Linked DNA regions of Mus musculus: all the other regions are linked to region 3. A link is a loop called in an ENCODE intact Hi-C map of the cell type or tissue named here. Cell type or tissue: heart. All regions are shown on one strand.

Evidence for each region. Hi-C counts contacts between places; a loop is a spot of excess contacts. Peaks named below come from ENCODE experiments on the same cell type or tissue, not always from the same donor. Only the 100,000 strongest peaks of a DNase experiment are listed, where the experiment ranks them.
Region 1: a loop joins it to region 3, with 4 times the contacts of the local background. A loop is called at or near these places in 26 of 42 quality-filtered maps.
Region 2: a loop joins it to region 3, with 6 times the contacts of the local background. A loop is called at or near these places in 17 of 42 quality-filtered maps.

Annotation. Positions count from the first base shown.
Region 1 is chr6:108,706,730-108,714,729 of GRCm38, forward strand. No RefSeq gene overlaps it. Among named protein-coding and RNA genes, the nearest start is that of Gm35359, 21 kb to the right of the region's middle. In heart, CTCF peaks have their summits at 3,433 (motif pointing left) and 4,169 (motif pointing right); DNase peaks (open chromatin) are centred at 2,972 and 3,342; H3K4me3 peaks cover 1,306 bases; H3K27ac peaks cover 819 bases.
Region 2 is chr6:108,453,187-108,461,186 of GRCm38, forward strand. The region is part of intron 44 of Itpr1 (inositol 1,4,5-trisphosphate receptor 1); the gene reads left to right. It overlaps Gm35165 (a long non-coding RNA gene), which reads right to left. Exons shown (of 5, transcript XR_869349.3): 3 at 7,414-7,582; 4 at 1,171-1,261. Among named protein-coding and RNA genes, the nearest start is that of Gm35165, 15 kb to the right of the region's middle. In heart, a CTCF peak has its summit at 3,624; DNase peaks (open chromatin) are centred at 3,175, 3,625, 4,055, 5,185 and 1 weaker place; H3K4me3 peaks cover 823 bases; H3K27ac peaks cover 3,676 bases.
Region 3 is chr6:108,655,676-108,663,675 of GRCm38, forward strand. It overlaps Bhlhe40 (basic helix-loop-helix family, member e40), which reads left to right and starts at 4,954. Exons shown (of 5, transcript NM_011498.4): 1 at 4,954-5,317; 2 at 5,486-5,555; 3 at 5,830-5,937; 4 at 6,846-6,969. The coding sequence starts at 5,238. 0610040F04Rik (RIKEN cDNA 0610040F04 gene) reads right to left here and starts at 5,259. Exons shown (of 7, transcript NR_104577.1): 1 at 5,142-5,259. In heart, CTCF peaks have their summits at 376 (motif pointing left), 3,675 and 7,483; DNase peaks (open chromatin) are centred at 3,846, 4,266, 4,786, 5,996 and 2 weaker places; H3K4me3 peaks cover 4,791 bases; H3K27ac peaks cover 3,927 bases.

The DNA.
Region 1 (8,000 bases), 51 kb after region 3:
ATATCAATATCATATATATATGTTTTTTCCTTAAAGAAACCAGTTTCTTTTTTTAAGATTTATTTATTTTATGTATATGAATACACTGTAGCTGTCTTCAGACACACCAGAAGAGGGCATCAGATTCCACTGCAGATGGTTGTGAGCCATCATGTGTTTGCTGGGATTTGAACTCAGGATCTCTGGAAGAGAAGTCAGTTCTCTTAACCACTGAGCCATCTTTCCAGTCCAGGAACTGGTTTCTTGTAATACAGGCTGATATGGAACCTACCTCCTGCGCTAGGGTTACAGGTGCATGCCACCATGCTGTTTCTGGAAGTAGGGATCCAACCCAGGGCTTCATGAATACTAGGCTTGCAAGCACCCTATAGCCTTGTGCACTCTATAGCCTGTGCTACAGGCCCACTCTCACTTTTCAGTGTTAAATGTGCATGTTGGGATCATGACAGCATCCCCAGCACTGTACCACCAACAGCACTGCCTGTCTCTAGTGCTTGCTCTGTTGCTACAAGTGGAACGCCAATGACATCAAACAGGAACTTATCCCCCACCCACTAAGAACCTCTCCTCTGAATCTTTGTCTATACGTATTCGTGTTGCAGGTTTCTCGTGTAAATGAAATCACATGTATGCTAACATCTGTCCTTTGGGTCGGCTTTACTTCACCTGGAACCCCACCTTCAAGTTGCACTCACGTGAAAGCATGTCTCTGCACCTAATTCCTTTCAAGGCTGACTAATATTCCAACATACGAACACAGCTCTTCTTATTTATCAGTTCATCTGTTGGTGAGCATTTGGCTTGTGTCCTGGTGGCTACTGTTGGTAGTTTCATTTTGAGTGCTTGTTTTTTGAGTTGGAACCTTGCTGGATAGCCCAGGTTACACTGCAGTCTCTACCTCCAGGCTGGTGGGTTTTATAGGATTGTGCCACCACAGCAGATTTGAGTCTTTCATTAAAGACATTGTTATCACTAGTAGGTGGAAAGTCTTCTTTGTATAAACCTCCTGGAGTTCACACAGAAATTGGGACCAAGAGGAGCGATTCTGACTACTTCTCAAGGGTACAGCAAAGAAGTTAGATTCTAGGCAGGAAAGCGCTCTCTAAATTCCGAAGTCTCCACAAGGATGTACAACACTGTAGGTACTACTTACTAGCTTAGCCTTTTACAGATAGAGGAAAATAATGAATACAACCATTTAAATACATAGCATGCTTTGGCCAGTGAGGTGGCTCAGCAGGTAACCTGAATTTGATCCCTAGAACCCACTCTGGAAGGAGAGAGTTGGCCCCCCCCCCTGCCCCCCCGCAAGCTGTCCTCAGACCTCCATGGGTGTACATACAAGAATACCTACACACACAGACACAGACACACAGACACACACACAGACACACACACAGAGAGACATGCATGCATGCACAAAATCAATAAATGAAATACGAAATAAAAATATATATAGTACATTTTTGGTGGAAATGTAGTCTCCCCTCCCCCAGCCTGAAACCTGCTTGCTCGGGGTGGAGCTTCCTGCTCATTCGTTCTGCCACGCCCACTGCTGGAACCTGAGGAGCCACACACGTGCACCTTTCTACTGGACCCGAGATTATTCGGCGGGAATCGGGTCCCCTCCCCCTTCCTTCATAACTAGTGTCCCAACAATAAAATTTGAGCTTTGATCAGAATGAAATTGTCTTAGCTCCGTTTCTTTTTTCGCCCCGTCTAGATTCCTCTCTTACAGCTCGAGTGGCCTTCTCAGTCGAACCGTTCACGTTGCGAGCTGCTGGCGGCCGCAACAGAAATGGCTCAAACGAAAGGACTTGTCTAGGTAGGCAATGCACTCTATTTTTCACAAAGCCAACGCCAGTGTACTAAATACTCATTTTTTTTTTTTCCTTCGAGACAGGGTTTCTCTGCGTAGCCCTAGCTGTCCTGGAACTCATTTTGTAGACCAGGCTGGCCTCGAACTCAGAAATCTGCCTGCCTCTGCCTCCCTAGTGCTGGGATTAAAGGTGTGCACCACCATGCCCAGCATTTCTGTATTTCAAAATATGTTTTAGTAAGGGTTATTTTGCTTCTCTAACCCTGAGGTGGTTCACAGACTCCTGATCCAGGCACAAGGTTTCCTCGTGATTGGGGGTTAATAATCTCAAATTTACCAACCCATAATTAGAGATTCGGTGCTTAGTCTTAGGGCAGTCACAGTGGAGCATCAGAGGAAAAAAATCACACATGCTGCATGCCGTATTAGCTGCTGTTCTGGCAGGTGCTCGGTAATGGCTAGAGAGCGGGAGTTGACTTGACTTCCTAGGAGATCGCCCACGAACTGGATAGTTCCTCGGAAAAGGTGACAGCAGCACTTGAGTCATGGCGAAGACGAAAGGAGGTCTTTTACCCGTGTAACTTTGCAAGTTACACCCTGACCGCTTAACAAATGTTTACTTAAGCGAATTAATACTAACACTGCCTTCGATAAGAGCTGATGAGGTCGGGAAATCTTAGAGAGTCCTAAGAAAATTGGGGAAAGAAGCCGACAAGAGGAGAAGCAGGAAGAAGAGGAGAGGGAAGAGGGGGAGGAGGAAGAAACTTTTGCTAGCTAGCCACGTGCTTTCAAAGCTTTTCTCTGGACTAAGACGCCTCCAGCTTTGAAATCGCATCACAGAAATTGGTTCCCTCATCCCTCCCACCCATCCCTGGGGCCAAATTCAGGGACCCGTGGCTGCTGTTTTCCTTGACCCAGCACCCCACACAGTCAGTGTTTTCCTGAGTCGGCCATGCCCCGGTCATTTCTTGTGGGCGAATTGGCCTCTCCGGGGCTGTCAGGATGCTGTTCGTCTCCATGACAACAGCGTGTGCGAATGAGGAGATGCAGCATACTGAGTGGTGTCATCCTAAGAAACCAACCCCCACCACTCCCACACTTCTGGGGCCCGGACCGCAGGAAGTGGAATTCTTCTGGGAAAGAGGCTGACGTCGCTGGTGGCCAGGCCCCTGCCCCAGCCCCAGCAGGCGCTGATGCAAGCGCAGCCCGCCAGTGGCAGGCAATCCCCAAGGACCTGGCGCAGCTCTGTGTCTTGTTCCTTTCCGGCCACCCCGCCCAGTTTTCTCTTTGGAGTAAATAGCTTCTGGGTGGTTTCTCACCCAAAGACGCAGTGCAGGTGGGGACAATGTGTCTTTCCTCAAACCAAGTCTCTGTGGCTCTTCCCAGATTGGGATAGGAGGAATCTGAATACCCAGACTGGCCATTTTTGGGTCAATATGGAAGGCGTCCAGAGCTCCTTCTCTCACTTGGACCGCCCAGGTGGCCTGGGATACCAATGTCAGCTGGTGCCAAGGAAACCGCCCGGATCACGAGGGATCCTTGTGGACCGATCAGGAGTCTGTGAACCGCCTCGGGGTTAGAAGTGGTCCAGCCATGGCCGGTCTCCATCGCCCTCTTCTGGGCAAAAAGGAGAATCGTTCTAAAATTCTGTCTGGGACCTCCCAGACCTTTAGAGAGGGCTAGGAGAGTTGGCAGGGCTGGGGTGCGACAGATGTCTCCACAGTAAAACAGATCAGGAAATGGAGGCCCAGAGAGGACAGAGATATGCCCATAGTCTCTCAGCCACGCTAGGAACTAGTCAGGACCAGAATTTGCGTTTTATGTTCACCGCACAATCTGTTTTTGCTGTTTTAAGATTTTAAGACAGGGTCTCTCTTTGTATTAGGGGAGAGAGGGAGAGAGGGAGGGTAAAGGGAGGGAGTAGAGAGAGACAGACAGAGACAGAGAGAAGAGACACAGAGACTAAGATATAGAGGGAGAACTGATCTAAAGGTCAGAAAACAGTTTGTTAGATTCAGGTCTCTCTTTCCACCGTGTTCGTCTTAGGAATTAACTCAGGTCAACAGGCAAGGTGTCAAGACTTTACCTGTAAAGCCATCTCCCATCCTGCATCCTAGAATTATAGCCATGGATTCCGCAACACCTAGATTACTACTTTTAAATGAATTGTGCTGGGGTGTGTGTGTGTGTGTGTGTGTGTGTGTGTGTGTGTGTGTGTGTGTGAGAGAGAGAGAGAGAGAGAGAGAGAGAGAGAGAGAGAGAGAGTTTCTATGAAGTTTGTGCATGTAGGATGTAGGTGGCTGTGCAGGCCAGAAGGGGGCGTCAGATACCCTGGACCTCTACAGGAGCCATAAAAGTGCTCTTAACCAATGAGTCATTTCTCCAACCCCAAATTAGAGATACTTTTAAAACTTTCACAGTTTTAATTTCTACTACCGCTAAGATGTAACCCACTCAATGAAGCTTATCTGGGCACTCAAGTATTTAGAGTGGAAATGAGTTTTAATCCTGAAGCCTGCGGTGTAGGGTGGCTCCCTCTCTGTCAGTAATACTGTCCTCTTTTAATCACAATTGCTCTCATAGAGGACATTACTTGTTTTATTTTGAATGTGTTTAGTACTTTGTGAAAAAGCAGATTTGGGTTCTGTGGGCCTGAGGTGGGGCTGCAGCTCTATATTTCTAGCAAGTTTCCAAACAGCTACTGATCTGGAACCCACATTTTGAGAACTGAGCTTCTAGACTTTGGTCTACATGCTAAAATTAATGCCTATGTCTGTTCTGTGTTAGCAATGAGAAGGTTTCCACAATTAAGCTGAGAGTGGAGGGGGTGGGGAGAGAGAGAGAGATATGCTGGAAAGAAAAATGGTATAAAGGCTATGAAGAAGTAGGAGCCAAATGCTGAAAGTTACTGACAGGAGACATTAAACTTACCTCAGTTACAGATCTATAAAAAACTAGGGTCTTTCCCAGGTCTCAAAGCACATACTGAGTAGTTGAATGGTGAGAATTTCACATGTCCAATGCAAAAAGAAAAAAAAAAGCCTAAAAAAGACAACACAATTTGCACAGAGGCTGGGAGTGTGGCTCAGGTCCTGAACACCTGCTTGGGATGCATAAGGTCCTGGGTTCGCTCCCCCAACGCTTTAAAAACAACCCAAAACTTCCTAGGGGGTGGTTTGTGGGGGATTTCTCAATATGCCATGTAACTTTTTGGTTTTCAGTGAGGTGGAAAATATCTTAAAACCAAACTGTCACTGCTTCTGCTATCTAAATTGGGGTGTTAATAAAATTTACATCAGCGGAAAAATGAAGCTCTACCCTGGGTCTTTCTGCTTACAGAATGGAAGAAAGAAGACCAGATGGTTTGGCTTCCAAGGAAGGAGCCATAAACCCAGATGTGTCCAGACATCGAGGTGGCTTGTGCCAACCAGAGAGGCTGGCGGTTCTGTCGAAAAGATCCTCATTTTCTGTCACAGGGACAGCCACCACTCAACTTTCCCCTGTGGCTACCATGTTTGACTGAGGATCTCGTGTTATTGAGTCTTTCAGTATTGGTGTGTGTGTGTGTGTGTGTGTGTGTGTGTGTGTGTGTGTGTGTGTGTGTAAACCAGAGGGTAACATTGGGTATCATTCTTCAGGTATGGTCTACCTTGTTTATTTGATCAAGTCTCTCACTGAACCTGGGGCTCAAAACTAGGCTAAGCTGGCTGGCCAGCAGTCCCCTGGGATCTGTCCTGTTTCCCAGGAAGCACTGGGATGATGACCTGCACCTGGCTTTTAATGTAGGCTCTGGGGTTTGAACTCAGGTCTTTATGTATGCATGAAAGCACTTCACACAGTGAATGAGCTCTCTTCCCTGTGTCAGTGCATCTCATTTCTTGACAGGAGCCTGAAACCAAGATTATACATAAACTGTAGTAATTTATTCAATGTTTAAACTTATTTATTTAAAGCTAGAATTTCACTATGTAGCCTGGTTTGACATGAAATCACTATATAGACCAAGCTGGTCTCAAAAAAAAATCACAGAGACTGGCTTACCTCTACCGTCTCAGTGCTAGGATTAAAGGTATGTGCCAACACACCTGTGTAATGTTATTTATTTATTTGTTTGTTTGCTTGCTTATTTGAGACAGTGTTTTGTCTTGTAATGATACTGTGTTGACCAGCGTATAAACTTACAACATGACCACTCCATAGTATGGTTAAGGGGAAGGGTTTTTTTATTCTGTTTGGGTTTCTAGTTTTATGAGACAGGGTTTCTCTGTGTAGCCCTGCCTGTCCTGGAACGCACTCTGTAGACCAGGCGAGAGAGAGAGAGAGAGAGAGAGAGAGAGAGAGAGAGAACAAGAGGAAGATAAGAAGAAAGCAGGCAAGAAGGAACAGGGTCCACATAGTAGGGTTATAAGGAAAATGAGAAGGGGGGGGGAGGGAAGCCCATGAATTTGGGAAGTTTAGGGTAGCTGGGAAGTGAGAAGAGCTGTGGAGAGGCAGAATGCCACCAGAGATGTTGAAATGTGTCACAGGTACTTGGGTGCTGAGGGACCCTGGAGGACAGCGTGTGCTTTGGCATGATATTCAGTAGCCATTTGTCCCTTCTGCTCGTGATAAGGAAAATAATCCCTTTTGGTAGAGTGGAACCAGCTTCACAGGGTCCTGGGGAACTAAGTGCCAGAATTTGGGGAAATGTTTCCTTTGAACCTGGTAGCCAGAACTCACAATCCCCATGCCCCAGTGCACTGAGATTGCCGCTGCTGTGTCAGATGAGCAGATTCGGTTTTGGTGTAGAAATCAAATTTTCTCTCAGCCCCCACCTCGTGTGTGTGTGTGTGTGTGTGTGTGTGTGTGTGTGTGTGTGTGTGTTTTCGTTCAGACATTTTTTAGCCAATCACTGAGTATTCTCCAACGCAGAGAATCCCTAAATAGAACAGGAGGTGCTAAGAGGTTTGCAAGTTCAAATGAAAAGATTTGACTATTTTTGTGGGAAAGAACAATCTGAGATGGACCTTGGAAAACAGAGAAATACAAAGCAAAGCAAAACAACAACAACAACAGCAACAACAGCAACAGCAACAGCAACAATAAACCCAACCCAAACCAAACCAAACAGAAGGAGGGAGTTGAAAGGAGGCTGAGCTTGAAGAAGGGCAACAATAAACAGTTTCTCTTTTAGAGTGGCGTGTGGTATGTGCACACAAACTGGGCTGGGCTGGGCTGCAGAGCCTTGGGCTGGGCTGCAGTGCCTTGGTCAGGTGGGGAAGCCCTGGGAGGGGCTGGGAAGAGAGGAAAGGGAAGGAGGCTCTTTTCTACCACCTTGGTGTGGGGGCAGAGCTGACAGAGGTTAGCAGCTCCCTGAGGCAAGGTGCTGGAGATAACAGGACAAGGCTGGACCTGTGGGCTGAGGGAACACAGAGACCCGGAACTATCAGAAAATACTGGCCTTGCCTGAGGTGTTAGGAACCTTCAGTCCTAGTCTATGTTCCAGAGAGCAGGCAGGGCCGGGACAGGTACCTTGGCTAAAGGGAACAGACCTGTTCAGGGTGTGGTCCTGGCATCTCAGGTGAACTCCTTCCATTTTAAAACCATTAGTGATAATACTCGGGTTCCTCTTCAGACTGTAGAGATCACTCGCCTTTTATTAGGATGCGTAACTATCACGCTGGCACTGGCACATGCCATCTTGCCTGATGAACCCCTGCAAGACACAGCATTTCAGAGACGCTTTGTAAAAAGAGAAGGAGCCCGGTCTCAAAAGTAAACCACACACAAGACAATTAAAAATGAACTTTTAAACCATAATGGAAAAGAGTCTGAACATATCTCAGGCTCTTCCAGAATGGAACATTTCTGCCCACATTACATAAAGATGAATATGGGCAGTAGAGGATGGGGTTACCTAGCAACTGGCAGAACCAGGTGTGAATGACCCTGAACATTATATTGTTAACCACATCATAGTATAGGTTGTTTTTTGGGGGGGGTTGTTTTTATTTACTCTTGGATGTCTGTGCGCAATGTGTGTGCGGTGCCCTGAGAGGCCAGAAGAGGGCATCTGATGTCCTGGAACTGCAGTTACAAATCGGTGTAGGCTGCCTTGTGGATTCTGTGGAGTAGCCAGCATGCTTAACTGCTGAGCTATCTCTCTAGCACCATATTTTTTTTTGTTAAGATCTAAATCATG
Region 2 (8,000 bases), 200 kb before region 3:
GCAAGCTGGTGGTTGCATAGATGTTGTTTCCTGACACGTCTTAGTTTTGGTTTCTCTGAGACTCTTCCATCAACTTTCCTAACATTGACATGGGTCCATTCCCCCTTTAGGGACCTTGCATCTTTTGGTGAGACAAATGGCATGTGAGCCTTCTCACTGGAGGATGCTCTGGCATTCTAGTACCTCAGAAGATAGCTTGAGTGGTTAGTTTTGTTTTGTTTTGTCAGTAAACATGGTCATATATGACATAAGAAGAAGCCATGAAAGGCTTTTCCCTTCAGCCTGGGCATTGCTCGCTTGCCAAATAAAACTTGTACACGTTACAGGTTTCACCTCCAGCAAGTTTCAGGTTCCCAGGTCAATGAAAATTAGTGACAGGAAGACTTTCCTGTGAAACTGTGGCATGGAAAGCAGTTGGGTTATATGAGATGCCCTCAGTTACGGACGAGGAACCCAAGGCTCCACCTGTCCAGTAAATCCAGTATCACTCAGTCTCCAGCTGTCAGGACCAAGGTTTGAATGCAAGTCTTTCTCCCTCCCCACTCTTTCACCTACATTCCATATGACACAGTCTTTGGGTCACACAGGCAGGAAGTTCGTCAGTCAACTGTTCACCCTGACCATGGCCTTGTTAGTAGTGTCTGCTTTATCTTTGGAGGTGAGAGAAGGCCATAGTTCTTGATTGATCTGAGCAGCAAGCACTTGCTGCTTTGGCATAGGCAATCAGTTTTAAAGGTTGACTCATGAACCCGCACAGGGAAGCACATTCAGTTTCATATTGTTGTATAAGCTTTTCTTCAGTTTGCATTTGTTTTCTCATCATGCGTAGCTCTGTCTGGCCAGAGGCGAATATATCCACCGTAAAAAGGCTCGTGTTCAGTCGCTACATTTCTCGGGGTTTTCTGGACTCCTCGTGGAGCGGGATTGCTGGGATAGACCAGTGAGGGGTGTCACAAACCCCCTTCTACTGTTCCCAGTTTGGCATGTGTGTGTGAGATGTATGCCTGCCTTGTATTTACAAGAGGAAGTATCCCATTTAATTTTATTTTCACACTAAAGCCGAAGTGTTAAGAGAACATAGTGTTTTAACACTCTCTTGGTTATCAGCTGCAGAGCGGAGGTTGCATATTGTCACATACAGTTTTCTGAGTACATTTCTACATTTGTTACCTGGCAACGTTGCTGCGTCGGCACATGAAGATGTGTTGGTTTCTGCCAGTTCCCCACTCTCTGTACTGTAGACAGGAGAATAGCTGCTTCCCTGCAGGGATGGAGAACAGGGGAAGGCATGGAGCTAATGGGCTTATAGAAAGACTCCCTGCAGTCAGTGTCACAGCCAAACCAGAGGCTGTCCAGAGGCGTTTTCTACCACTGCCTTGAATCTTGTGCTGCTTTCCTCCCCGGTTAGGGTTAGGTGAGGGGTTTGTGATTAATCACCATGAATCCTTGTTGCTGATCTTTGATCTTTTTAAACGAAAAACAAACAACCACCATCTCGTGTCCTAGTCGTTATATGAGTCATCTGAACCTTTTTAATATTGTGACAAAGATATCTTTAATTGCTTTCATTTGATCCCCAGCCTCCTGCCTGATCTAAGTGCTCAGGTTTTGACTACCTCTGACTTCTGATAAGGAAGGAAATCCCACAGTACAATGAGAGCCGCTGAGCTGATTATAGCCCACCGGAGTGATTTTGCTTGCCCAAAATGCTGAACTTACCTAGACTTGGAGCACTAAAGTGGCCCATCTTTGTGCTCTAGGGACATCACATCCTACCCTTCATTTGACTGATGCCTACCGGTCTGATCTTTGAAAACATTTGAGTTGAAACCCTTACATTATGGGTTTAAAAGTCTCCGTAGTCTACACCGTACATCCTAAGATTCAAGAAAAGCTTCCTGGGACCAGCACCTGTACTGTTGTCTTGAAGAACAATCCACTAGGGAAGTTTCCATGGTAACAGTGTTTGAAACAGTCTGACAGCATCAACAGGTTAAGTAAGAAGTCTTCTGGCTCAGGGGCGCATCCTGTAAGCACAGCTCCTTAGAAGGAAGCCTAGGAGAGACTATGACTGAGCCCAGGCAGGACTCAGCCACTGGAGGGCCTGGCCAAAACAGGCCAGGCTTTAGGGCCTGTTGGTTTGGCAGAGCAAAGCTTGTTGGTGTCATCTTGTTTGTGGGAGGCCTTTGTAGCCTCCTGGATTCTTACTGTCCTGCCTGTTAAGGAAAAGAGAGACAGCTGCCTGTGTCTGAAAGGTAGTTAGAACCCAGCCCTTAGCTGGAAATCTTGATCTCTGCTACTAGATGTTGGGTTTCAAACCTGGGACGAATGGTTGGGGTGGCTATGTAACATGTCAAAGCGGGCCTGTCCTGTCCCTCAATCCTTACCTGTTACAGGGCCCTCTTGGCTGGCACACCCCACCCCCTAGCTTAAATTTCTCCAGTCCAGGGGCTGGGCCTTTTTGGTTGCCTGCTCTTGGTGTCTGTTTGGGTCTTGTGGATGATGCACATGGATCTCCTCTCTTCCCCCTCCCCCCTTCCTCAAATAGTGCCTCTCCGTCTAGTCACATCTACTCTGGACTCTCCCAGATGTGCCTGCATACTCTAACTCTGGGCTCTCTCTCCTTTTTATCTACAATAAACCTCCTCCTCCACCATACCGAGGGGCACTCATGCTTGCTTTCTTTTCTATTCTATTTCTTTGTTCATTCTGTCATCTCCCTGTAAAACCCACAGGAGCCACTCTCCTGAGGCTCTGCTGTGGGCGTTTACCCTCAAGTTTTTCAGTTTTCATCAGGAAAGGTCCTAAGAGGAAATCTCAAGATTTTTCACCCGTTTTTGTTACTATTGTGTTGTTTGTTGGTTTTTTGTTGTTGTTGTTATTCTTGGTTTTTTTTTTGTTTGTTTGTTTGTTTGTTTTTTTTAAATATCCAGAGATAACTTGCCCCAAGGATTCCTAGCTTTGGCCTGAGTTCCTTTTAACTCGGAAGTCTGTATCCTGCTGTTTAAACATTAAGATGGTTCCTCACTGCCTTAGAGTCGGCAACCTGCAGGCCAAGGCGAACTTTAAAGAAAAACCAGGTCATGCCGCATGTTTTTGGTGAGCACAGGAATCAACAAAGCGCTGTTACATAACTTCTATTTATGTCCTCCTTGCTCACTATCTGCAGGCAGGCAAGAGTCGCAGAGCTGGGATTTAATGAGCTCTGGGTTTGCTCACCTTCCTGAGCTGGTAGGAACCAGCTTGTTCTCAAAATGCGTCAGTAAAGAATCAGGCTGTGGGTGGGCGGCCAGGGGTAGTAGGTGGGCCGCATTGTTGCCATGGTGTTTTTTAATTCCCCTGTTTCTCAAGGATCCTGCTCTCTCCTTCCCTGACTCCCCACCCCCTTCTTTTCTTTTCTTTCTTTTTAATCCATGCGCTTCCTTGTTTCTCACGCCCACTCGTGATTTCTTGGAGCTGCCTCAGGAAACAGGAATATTTTCCCTCCCTTCCACAAACACCCCCATTGTGTAGCCCCAGGGCCTCAGAAGAGTTTTTCCTAAGGTGCTCCTTTCCCACCCTCCCCTGTCTATTTTCCCGTGATTTTTCGTAACCACTCCCTCCATTGCCCGGGCTTAGCCTCCCTGTGGCGGGATGGAAGCTTTCTGTCTCCTGCTAGATTGCTCCGGAACCAGGTGGATTCCGTTGCTCCTAGCACAGCAGTTTGCCCCGGAGGAGAGCGGTTGTTTGTGTTTCCCTACATCCTGGTCTCTGCTCTTGCCCTAAACTGAATGACATCTGTCCCCTCTAGCCATATTATTATGAAATAGAGTCACACTTTATAAAAGGAAAACAAGGGAAGTTTGTCCCACAATGATGACCCCTGTTACCTGAAAGTTACAGGTTGGATTAACACACATTTTAAAAAAAATAGAAAAAGTCATGTGCTAGGGAATTAGCTAAGTGGGACAGTGTGTACTTGGCACGGGTGAAACTGGGTTTGATCCTCCATCTGTCTCGAGAACAGTGCATGTGTGTGAGAGCTCGTGTACACACACACACACACCCTCCCTCCCTGACTCTGATACATAGCAAGGAAGGAAGGAAGGGCTGAGAGCCCTGTGGCTGCCAGGGAGAGCTCCCTGCTCCCTGCACCTCGGCTTCTGAGGGAAGCCACCCAGGTTTCTGTGCTGACTTTGTGTCCACACTCTCAGCAGAGCGGAAGCTTTTAACAAGTACAAAAGAATAAGTTGAGATGAAAAACTCCAGCGGGGGGGGGTGGGGGTGGGTTGGGGGTGGGGGTGGGGGGGGGGACAGTTCCAGCAAAACAGGCTTAAGATTTTTAAAGTTAAAAAAAAATTTAAAAAGTCAAGCCCACCCCTTCATTGCTTACGAGTTGTGCAATCCTTACTGGAGGTAGCTGTTTGAATAATCAAAGGCCGGCTGACTTCCCTTCATTAACTAGAGCGGCAGACATCTGCATAAAACATCCCAGATTCCAGACTGAGTAGGTAATTTTTTTTTCCCTCTGAGTAACTTGAGGGACTTTCCCTTTGGAAACCTTCCAAGAGAGTGAACTTCGTGGTTGAGACTTTTTTCTCTTTCTCCCTGGTGTTGGATGTAGAACCCAGGGCAAGTGCTCTACTGCTGCGCTTGTGCTGGGCAAGCCCTACCTACAGTGGTTTTTACTGGGCTAGGCAGCAGCTTGATCCTGAATATGAAGCAATTCAGTCACCTCAGACACAAATCTGGAGCCCTCAGTTCTGAGAACGTTCTTGGTGTTCACAGCTGACCGCCGCTCTATATCTTAGCGCCACTTGCCACTTCAGAGCCTGCCCACACTTAGATTTCTCAAGGTCCACTAAGATCCCTTGGAAAAGTAGCCCTCCGCGTTTTACCAGTACCCTACGCTTGCATTTTGAGCTTGCTTCATCAGCGTGGTTCAGACACTCAAGCCTGTGGTTCTGTAAGCCATGTGTATTCTTCCGCAACTGTTCCAAAAATCCAAGACTTTAAAATGTGTGTGTGGGGGGGGGGGGAGGGACTGTAATTGAAGGAAGGTGTGGTGGAGTCACCCTCAGCAGCTGGTGTTTGAGAAATGTGGCTTTATTAATGTTCTTGCAACATGACCCCACAGACTGTCGAGCCTGGAGTTTGTAGCTGTGGAGCCTGGGGAGACAGCCAGCTTCTAAGGTGGAGGGCCCACAAAGGATGGCCCTTCCTGCTCCCAAGTTAATGATGCAGGCAGCTGTGTCTCTGAGGCCCTATTGGTTAACAGTTAACTGGGCAGATTAAAGATCCCCAGCCAGGCTGAACCTGTCCCAGAGTTAGAAGCAAAAGCCTGCTAAGTGCCAGCTCCACACCTCCCTTCAGCCGCCCCCAAGGTGGGACACTTCCCCATTTAGCGGGACTTTGAGCTTTCACATTCCCAGAATTAAGGTTTTTGGAACTGTGCCTCCCTTAGGGTTGTTATTTATTCATTAAGACAATAAATACTAGGCACTGGACAAAATGCTTGTGCGGGTTGGGGCAGGGACTTCAATGGTATGCCATCCAGTGGGTGAGCCGGCTAGGGAACCTGAGCAAAACTGGGAGAGTGAGACCGGAAGCAAGGAATTGCTCCTTGAGGATGGGAAGGGCACTCGCGGAGGAGACATGGATGCTGAGACCTTCCAGATGGAATGGGGTTAAGAGCAAGGGTATCCTGGCCCCGGAGCGGGGTGTGTTGGCATGGCTGAGGAGGCCAGTGTGGCAGCAACGGAGTGCAGGGCGGGCAGCAGCATGAGGTGACTGCTCAGCTTTGGTACTACGCCTGTCACCAGGTGGGAGGCTGGATTAGGTGATCCTCTGATCCTCGTGCTCTCTGCCAGTCCTTACTCTGTACTTCTAAAGGGCACCAAGTTGGCTCAGGTCAGTGACCTGCCTGGATGCGTACTACTGCTGCCAGGGATGGAATAGGTTGAGCTACCGAAGATGAGGACCGTGTAATTTCAACCTGACCACCTCCGTCGGATTGGTGATCTGTACATGTCACTGTCAGATGCTTCCCAAGCCACAGGGACATTCACCAACATAGTGAATGGGCGGGCTGGGTTGGGGGATGTGATGGTCTCACAGGTCTGTGTCTGAGGGTGAGAGGAGCTGGAGCGGTGGTCCAGGGATGACTGCAAGGGACTGCGGGTTTCCCATCAGCTCGACATTGCTTTGTCTTTGGCATGAGAGAGGGTGATTATTTTTCTTTGGGTTTTATGGTCTAGTGGACTTGTCCCAGTCAAGTGTGTTGAAAGCAGGGATGGGTGGGAGGGGATAGCATGGAAGCAGGGGTTGTCACACGTATTTCCTACTTCCTCTCAATAAACCTCTCAGATAGTTCTTAATCCTCCTTTTTCCTCCTGAAGATGAGGCGACTACAGCAGGGGTTTAGCGAGGGACCTGCCCAAAGGCATCCAGTTCCCAGATTCCCCCCGCCCCCCCCCCCCACACACACACACGGCCTGCCTCCCTAAGGATAGGTTAGCGAGCTCCTTCTCAGTCCCAGGGCTCCACACAGACACAGAAAATGTGTGAACAAAGGATTATTCTTGGTCCTGCTCTAAATTCCAAGGCAAGGTCCCTGAGAAGCTCGGAGCTCTGAGTCAGGAAGCTGGTCTAAGTTAATGAATGGTCCCCGCAAGTACACAGAACAGATGCATGACCGCGAGGGTCTGTTCTACAGACTGACTTCTTCTTCTTCATGCCTCTTTTGTAATAGCTCAGATCATCACACCCGTCAACGTAGGAAAGAGTAGCGAGCCATGGCCAGGGCCTCGACCGTGGCCTTCCTCTTTCCAGGGTGAAGACCCCTTACCCAGGCCCCTGGAGCTGATGTAGACTGCATTGCTTTCTGTTGAGATGCGCTTGCATGAATAAGGGCTGTGTCATTTCATCCTGCCCACCTTTGGCCCTTTGCTCCCTTTAGCCTTCTACAGGTTTCACTGTGGGATACCTTTGTGGCCTCAGGATGATACCTGGTGAAGCTCATCGCAAAATGGGTGTGAAGAGTTGGGAGATGCGGGGGCGCATTTGCTTGGGTAAAACAATTAATGTCCTAGCATGTGGCTTATCTCTCCCCCCCACAACCCCCACCTCCTTCCTTTCTTTGCCCAGGTTTCACTGAGTAGCTCACACCTTCATCTCTTAAGTGATAGGACCTACAGGTCTCTTGTAACACACTCAGTTGAGAACACATTGCTGTTTTCTTCCAAGCGCTTTGCAGTGTCACGGTGCATGTTGGAGGTCCGAGGAGGAGACCTCCATGAACCCCCCACTGCAGATCCCACAGTGAATCTGTGGGCATGCCAAGGCAAGACTTCAGAATTTCACCCAAACTGCCAAAAGGGACCCATTGCGTCAGGACCCCGGAAGGTGTTTCTGGACTGGCTGACGCATACATACCTCCTGCAGCCCCGGGGCCATATCCGGTTTGTTGGTCATTGCCTTCTCTGTTTGAGAAGATAGCCATGAGTTGAGACTGTGAGCCTTTAAATCCTTCTCTGTTTGAGAAGATAGCCATGAGTTGAGACTGTGAGCCTTTAAATCCTTCGAACAGAAGTCTTCCACAGATCTGAGATTTACAGTAATGAGAAAGGCACTGTTACTGACTTTTTTTTTAATTAGGTATTTTCCTCGTTTACATTTTCAATGCTATCCCAAAGGTCCCCCAATCCCCTACCCACCCACTCCCCCTTTTTGGCCCTGGCGTTCCCCTGTACTGGGGCATATAAAGTTTGCAAGTCCAATGAGCCTCTCATTGCAGTGATGGCCAACTAGGCCATCTTTTGATACATATGCAGCTAGAGACAAGAGCTCCGGGGTACTGGTTAGTTCATATTGTTGTTCCACCTATAGGGTTGCAGTTCCCATTAGCTCCTTGGGTAATTTCTCTAGCTCCTCCATTGGGGGCCGTATGACCCATCCAATAGCTGACTGTGATCATCCACTTCTGTGTTTGCTAGGCCCCGGCATAGTCTCACGTTACTGAC
Region 3 (8,000 bases):
CGCGAATATGTCACTATAGCCCGTTTATATGTGCTTCAAGTGTTTAGATGTGATCAAACCAAGGGCTGAATGCATACTAGGCAAGCATCTACTGAGCTACATGCAATTGAAAAATGTATTTCTTACTGAGAGCAGAAAAAAGAGGTGGGGGGAGGGAATAGGAGAGAAAAGAACCCACGCTCCAAAACCAGTCAAGGTGCTATTTGTGTCATCTGAGCTAGCAAGAAATTAAATATCTCACCCCTCCCTTTACATCATCATCATCACCTTTCCACAATTACAATAGATAAGCAACACAAAAATGGCAAGAATACCCAGTGTTCAGTGTGGGGCTGGACAATTCTGGAGGGTCTCACACAGACTACAATGTAAATGGCTCCCCCTGGAGTCGAGCAGTACATAACTGGTACACCTCCATCAGGCAGCCCTTCCGTGTCAACAAGAGTAAAGCTAGTTACTTTTTACTTCAATCATCTTCCCCTGGCTTGATGATTAAAATGTAATTAAAAGTGTCATCATGCTTACTTAAAAAAAAATTAAGACAGAGCCTTTCTTTGTACTGCTAGAACTCACTAAGTAGACCACCACTGACATCCTCCTGCCTCTGTCTCCCTAGAGCTGGGGTTACAGGTGTGCAAGACCACGCCTCAATACAATGCCTACTTTTAAATTACAGAGTGAAAGTCTCATATCTCAGCATAATGTGATTTTCTAAACATGCTGCCTTCCAACCCAAAAGAAACCCAACAATGTTGTTTCAGATTTACTTAGTAAATCTGAAATTTTTACTAGGGTTAATAAAGTCAGTGTGTTATGGTATAATCTCAAAAAAAAAAAAAAAGAGAGAGTATAGCTTTTGTAGTCTAACAAACCTGGATTCTCAGTCCCATCTAATCCCAGACCATATAAGCCAGGGTAACTATTTAATATCCCTGAGCTTCAGTCTCCCAAAGGCTTACATTATATAGCAGCAGGACAAGGTCCAATGCCTTGCGCTGGAGGAATTCTCTCAATGAATACATGTGTTATATGAGTTGGGCTAGCACTAATCAGCCTTGTAAGATGGTAGCAACATATGCCAAGTTCTTAGCCTATAGCCTGAGAATTATCACACAACTAAACAAGCATCCATAAAGATTTTTAACATCTGGTCTTCTCAGCTCACCAGCCCTACCCCACCCTTGGGAATGCTTTTTCCTTTCTTACTAGACTGTCTCAGTTTTTTTTTTTTTTTTTTAAAGCAGGTGACTGTAATACCCTTCAGGATGGAAAGGTACCTACTAGAGAAATTATTTTTCAAATATTTGCAATTTATACAGGGGAAAACCAACAGATTTCTCCTTTGTATCACTTTTTGAGACATGGTCTTGTTGTAGAAAAATTTAATCCCAATCCGGGTTTGGAGGAGGAGAGAAGGGAGAAGTGGCCATGGGTTAGGTGAGCCATGAAATGGGGCCCTGCAGGCTGGCCAAGTAGAGCTAAGAGCTGTCCAGATGCAACAAAGTAGTAGCCAGGGGCTATCGGTAGGAAAGCAGATTCTAATAACATAGAGGGTAGGTATCTGCCCAGCTCTAGCACTGACTAAGGCTTGAAAGTTCTGTGTGTCTCTTATCTGGGAACTAAATGGAATAAGGCAAGGTAGAAATCCCAAATTGGGATTTCTTTTTTACAACAGGGTGTCATTAGCCCAAGCTAACTTTCTATTAACTTTTAATTAAATGATATCTATATATGTATATATATGTAACATATAAAAATATTTTTTATGATTCCCCCCGATTTTACCTCCACATTGCTGACATTAAAGGCAAATGGTGACGCCACTCCCAGTTTTATGCTCTGTTGGGGACAGAACTCAGGCTTTAATGCATGGCAAGCAAACAAGAGAGCAGGCAGGCAGGCAGGCAGGCAGGCAGGCAGGCAGGCAGGCAGGCAGGCAGGCAACTCTATCAACTGAGCTACAATAGCCCCTAAATAACACACAAGTTATTTTGTTTGCTTGCCTGCCTGCCTGTCTTCCTTTCTTCCTTTCCCCCTCCCTTCTTTTTACAAATTTAAAAAAAAAGAAGAAATCCAGATACAGCCAGATAGGGATAATGTTAAAGCCTGGGAGTATATTTGGAACAAATAAAAAGTAGGAATTAGTTTATGTCTACAATGTTCAGAACTCAGGAAGCTGAGGCAGGAGGATTTCGAGATCAACGCCTACCTGATGTAGGGAGCTTGTAAATAACTTAAAAAAATTTTTTTTTAATTGAACAATTTACATATTTTGTTATTTACAGCTACAGAGCAAGTAACGATGGAAAGTTACTGATTAAATGATTTTAAGGATGTTATTTTCCTGAACCATGAACCATGCAGGCAAAATTGCAGAGATTAACTCCTGGGGGGAAGGGGCCGGGGACACAAGAGAGGACATATCCTCCTTTCTCTGACAGAGGGTATTTCCTAGTGGAACTGTAGTTTTGGCGCAACCATGACAACGCTTCCCCCTTAGAGTCACAGGAAGGTGGCAGCCCTTCCTCACTCCCACCCTACCTCAAGAGTGCCAGGACACATCCAAACCTCTGGTCCTGCTGCTCACCTCCTGGCAGGAAGGTGGGAGCATTCATTCCCTCCAGGGAGATTGATTATAACCTGTCAGCCAAACTATGTCTGTCTGGGGAGGAGGGATGGATCTCTAAGCCCCAAAGTGAGGTCAGCCAGTGAACAGTTAGAAAAGCAATCATTTCTCACACTTACTAATGGGTTTGACGCTTGTGAAACATAAACAGGAAGTAGAAGCTTGAGCGACCTGAAGGAAATGCACTCCCAGTTTGATCAACATGCGAATCCCAGTCCTCCAGGTCGTCAGAACACTGACAATGACGACTGACCCACCAAACTGCGCCCAGTTCTAGCAGTGACCTCATTTTCCCCCAATTTCCCAGCCAGGTCACTCCGCAGCGGGTTGACTGACCCTAAGCACGGTAGGGAAGGTTAACAGTCATCTCTCAACTCTCCGAACTTGCAGGGCAGGGGAGCGCAGAGGTCAGTGAAATCCCCAGCCAGGCCTTATTTTAGTCATGAATTTCCACTGGCCCCTTGCTGTGTGTCAGCGCCGCTCACAGCGCCGCAGGTTCTGCGTTTCAGATGCTTTCCCAGCTCCGGGCTGTTAGAAGGTCAAAGAGACCAGATTTTTCCAATGCAGGTCGGTGGGGGTGGGGCCGGGCGGCCTCCGCGAGATTGAAGAGAGCTGGGGCCCCTGGTGCTGCCCCTTTGTGCCCCGCGCACCGGCCTGTGGGTTAACCCCTACTACCTAAACCTCTTGGTTAGTATTAAATGAAAACTTTCTCATCTTATATTCCCTGCCAGTGGCCCTGTTAGACTTTCTGCTGAAGGCGGTCTTCTGGTTGGCCTCGTTGGCTCCTTCCCAAAGGTCCTTGTAAATTCAAGGTCAAAATCCGTGTTTGCCACCTCCACTGTCTCCAGCCGCGAGCTCGACTGGGTAAAGGGCTCAGTGAACTTGTGCTGCATAAATGTGGAGATTTCACTGTGATCAACCAAGAGGATGGGGCGGGAGGAGGGACCCGGGCGGGGGGGGGGGTCCTGCTTTCTCCTCTCTCTCTCCTGTCCTGGAATAGACTGCAAACAGCGCCACCCAAGTTCCTGGTTAGCAGCGGGATCCCATGCAGATCCCTTGCAGCCCGGTGCGCGGGGGTCTAGGCTTGGAAGCCAGCGCGGAGAGGCTTGCAAGTGAGCCGAGCTCCGGCCCGCGTCCGGGCCACGTGAAGCGTCACGCCCCGCGCTGCTGCAGGGCAGGCGCCGTCGCCGCGGTTGTGTAACGCTGCAGCCGGAGGGGAGGCGACCCGGACGCCTCTGCATCGGAGGGGGCAGAGGAGGGAGGGAACGCCGGGCACTGTGCCCGGTATCTTTCTGTGCTTGACTAGCCAGGGTGGGTGGGGGCAGTGAGGCACCCTGAAAGGCGGGAGGAGATGGGTGCGCGCCAGTCGGGTGCCAGGCCACCCGCAGGCTGCGCCTGGGACCTGAGCTCCCGGGAGAGTCCGGGGTGGGGGTGGGGGGAGGGGGTCGGCACGGCTCACACGGTCCACGGTCAGGTGCGCGCGGCGTGCTCGGCGGCGGCCTCGGCTGCCCTAGCTCCTGGCCACCAGCCCGCTTCCCATGGGGTGACATCCGCCCCGCCCTCGGTCCCTCCCCAAGGCGGGCAATTCCTGGACACTGAGGCTGAGCGCTGGGGGGGGGGGGGGGGGGGGGGCTGGGAAGCCAGGACGGAAAGAAACCCCAGCCTCTGGAGAAGGCTAAGGGGGGCCGACGACTCCCTCAGCTGCGCACCGGTTCCTAGGAGCGGGCCAGGCGGGGGAGGAGGAAGAAGGCTGGGCTGGAGCGACCAAGGGGATATTCCTCTCCCGGCTTGAGTCAGACGCGGGCGGAATCCGTCCTCCCCCGTTCCCTCCCAGGAGACGGGAACTTACTTCATTTCCCTGGGGCAGGTTCGCCCACGTTACCAACTCTTCCCCCCCCCCCTCCAGCTCCCCGGTTCCTTCCAGCTTCCGTGCCCCCCACCCAGCTGGGCAGGACTCTGGCTGCGCTGCCACCCCCTCTTTCGGGGAAAGGAGGCCGCAGCCGCAGACACCTGGGGGCCCGAGGTTTGGAGGGGGGGGGGGCACTTCGCAGCCGCCAGAGCGTTGTCCAACACGTGAGGCTCATGTGATGAAGCCGGGGGAGGGCGGGCAGGTCGCTCCTTCCCTCCCCGGCAGCGGCCAGACGTGCTTGGAGTCACAGGGTAGAACACGTAGCTTCTACCCACCCACTCGCTCCCATTTAACCCAGCCCGCAGCCTCTCCTTACTCCTCGGCTCGTCCCCTCCAGCAACTCCCCCCCCCCCGCCCCGCCCGCTCCGCCCTGAGCAACCCCCCCTTCCCTCCCGCCTCTCCGCCCGCCCCACTTCTCATTCACTTGGCTCGCACGGCGCAGACAGCGCAGCGAGCACACACCGCCAGTCTGTGTGCAGAGCGGGAGCCAGAAGCCGTGGGGACACCCGGCCATGCACGCCCCCAACTGAAGCGACACCTCAAAGCCGCTGCTCCTGGCATCCCAGCGCATTGCAAGGAAGCTCAGGCTAGCTCATAGGAACATACCTCTTGAGACCCTCGGATCCTCCCTTCCAGGGCAGCCCTTTCTCAGACTCTACTAAGTGCAGACAGGAGCGCACAGTGGCCCCTGCTCGCCGCATCATGGAACGGATCCCCAGCGCGCAACCACCTCCTACCTGCCTGCCCAAAGCTCCAGGGCTGGAGCACGGAGACCTGTCAGGGTAAGTGTGTGCTGTGATCCCTTCAAGTCTCCACTCCTAACCTTGTGTTCCGCGACACTCTCAACTTGGGGCATCTCTGAGAGTATAGGGGGCTTCTTTCACGTCTAGGGCTCCTGCAGCTAGTACGCACTCGGGAGTCACGGCTTTTTCTGACCTCTCTCCCTGCAGGATGGATTTTGCCCACATGTACCAAGTGTACAAGTCCAGGCGGGGAATAAAACGGAGCGAAGACAGCAAGGTAGGTGCATCCCTGGGAACCTCATTCCTTAGCCCCTCGTGTGCGCTGAGTTTCCAAGAAAAGTTTGCTTGTTTCAAGGTTGGCTGGGGGGTTCAAGATGAGATGAGCTCATTGCCACAAATGAGTGACTTGGGAAAGAAGGGGCAGAGAAGGTGAATCTGGGTGCGTCTCTGCGCCCTCGCAGAATTTTTCCCCCCTGCTACCGGTTGGGAAGGAAGGGAGGAAGCTTCGTTCCCTTCCCCGGGCACCCATTGCTTCCATGTATTCCATGCAGGAAACTTACAAACTGCCGCACCGGCTGATTGAGAAAAAGAGACGTGACCGGATTAACGAGTGCATTGCCCAGCTGAAGGATCTCCTACCCGAACATCTCAAACTTACTGTAAGTGAGAAGCTGGCTGCGCTCCAACCCAGTTCTTCTGCCCAGAGGGCGGATGGTGGGGTGGGGGTGTCTCTCGCCGCCTGCAGGCGTCACGGGGAACTGCATGCTAGACGGGCGGATCAAAGCTTCTGGTTTGGAGGGAACCCATCCCCAGACCCAGAACTTCCTAAGCAGAGGCAGAACCAGAACCATCTGGGGCCTCTTTAAGTTGGCTTCAACACTAACACAGCTTCCTTTTGGTAGTTTTTTTTTCTCTCTCTCACCACCTTGTAGTCTCCCTGACTTAAAGAAGCAAACCACGAAATTAAAAACTTAAGCCTTGTCCGCTTTTCATTTACAATAGGACCTACTTTATTTAATGTGTGCCTTTTTTTTTTTTCGTCATAATCTTTACTGGTAGCCAAAAGCTTTTTAGCTTTTCCTTCGGGAAAAGTATTTGGAAAGGAAGACAAAAAGCCAGCATGACTGGAAGTTCTGAACAAGTGTCAGGGGGGAAAGAAAGAAAGAAAGAAACGCAACACATTGGGAAAGCCACTTGGTTGCCAGACACAGTAGACATCCCTCCCTGGGTTGACACCACAGCAGATAAATGTTATCCCCGGAGTCCCCTAAGTTAAGGTCAGGGCAGCTGCTGGAGAAATATATCTGTCAGCTCACTCCCTAGACTGTAACAACTACCAAAATGCCTCCAAAGATAGACAACACGTGTCTGGCTTTTTTTTTTTTTTAAGCTTTTGATCATCTATGTGTATATGTTAAAACATCTGCAAACTTTAAATTTAGTGGAGCAGGAAAGACTCTTCCTATCTTTGTTGTTGTTGACACCCAATTCTCCTAACAGATAGTGTCAGAAGGGACTCCACTGACCTCACGGGTGACAGACTCTCCGTTTTTTTCTTCTTCTTCAGACTTTGGGTCACTTGGAAAAAGCAGTGGTTCTGGAGCTTACGTTGAAGCACGTGAAAGCATTGACAAATCTAATTGATCAGCAGCAGCAGAAAATCATTGCCCTGCAGAGCGGTTTACAAGCTGGTGAGTCCCCGGCCTGATTAGTGTCTCCTGAGAGCTCAGTGCCAATCTAGCCCCTGGGAGCTCGCTCTGGCTTCTGACTCTTCTGTTACCATTCATTTTTCACAGTCACTGGGCAGGGGTGGGGGGGGGGGAGATGCTCTTCTGATTCTTTCCTAAAAGGTCATATTTTGCCATACGGAATGCTGCTGTGCGCCACCTGAAATGAGTCCATGTTAGCCCAGTGATGAAATGTTTCGGTGACATTTTGAGAGTGTCTAGGTTATGGGAGACTTCCCCATCCCCCTTTAAAATGCCAAGGCACCTATAATTTGCATTGTGGGTGTTTTTACAGTTGGTCTGATGAGCCCTCATTCATGGGCGAACAGAACACGGGTCTGCCCCCAGTGTTTTCCTGTTTCTTTGCTTCCTTCTCTTTGGATGTGGGGTGCAGTCTTGGCAGGATGACAGCAGGTTTTCTTTTTTCTTTTTTTTTTTTTTCCTCTTGCCTGCCTTCCATTGTGGTTCCCTGAATAGCCACCAGGTATCTTGGCAAATTGCACAATCCAACGAAACCACTGCTTTCATCATTCATTTATCCTGAGTTTCAGAGAATCGGGGTACAGACCAGGGGGAATCCTAATATGTACCCCAATAGGCGTTCTTCAGTCCTGTCCAAGGCTAGAATGAGAATCACAGAAACCAAACCAAGCCAGTATGTCTGCCAGTTTTCTTTCTAAAAATAGAAAGTTGATCAGGACTGATCTCGGGGTGTGTGTGTGTGTGTGTGTGTGTGAGCTACAGTATATGGAGAAGACTTACAAATAAAGAGCCTAGTTAAACTGCACGGAGGAAATGCAACTATTTGATGAATAGGTTAGGTTTCTGTGTGTGCAGCAGTTGTTGGAGTTGTTGGTTTTAGTTTTGTGGTGGTTTTGGTTGTTCTGGTTTTGGTTTTCCTAAAGCTCAGAAGTAACCTGCCAGCCTCACCCTCCCAGGCGGGGGGATTACAGTGGGAGCTGTAACAGTTTCTTGGGCATGGTGGTGCATGCCTG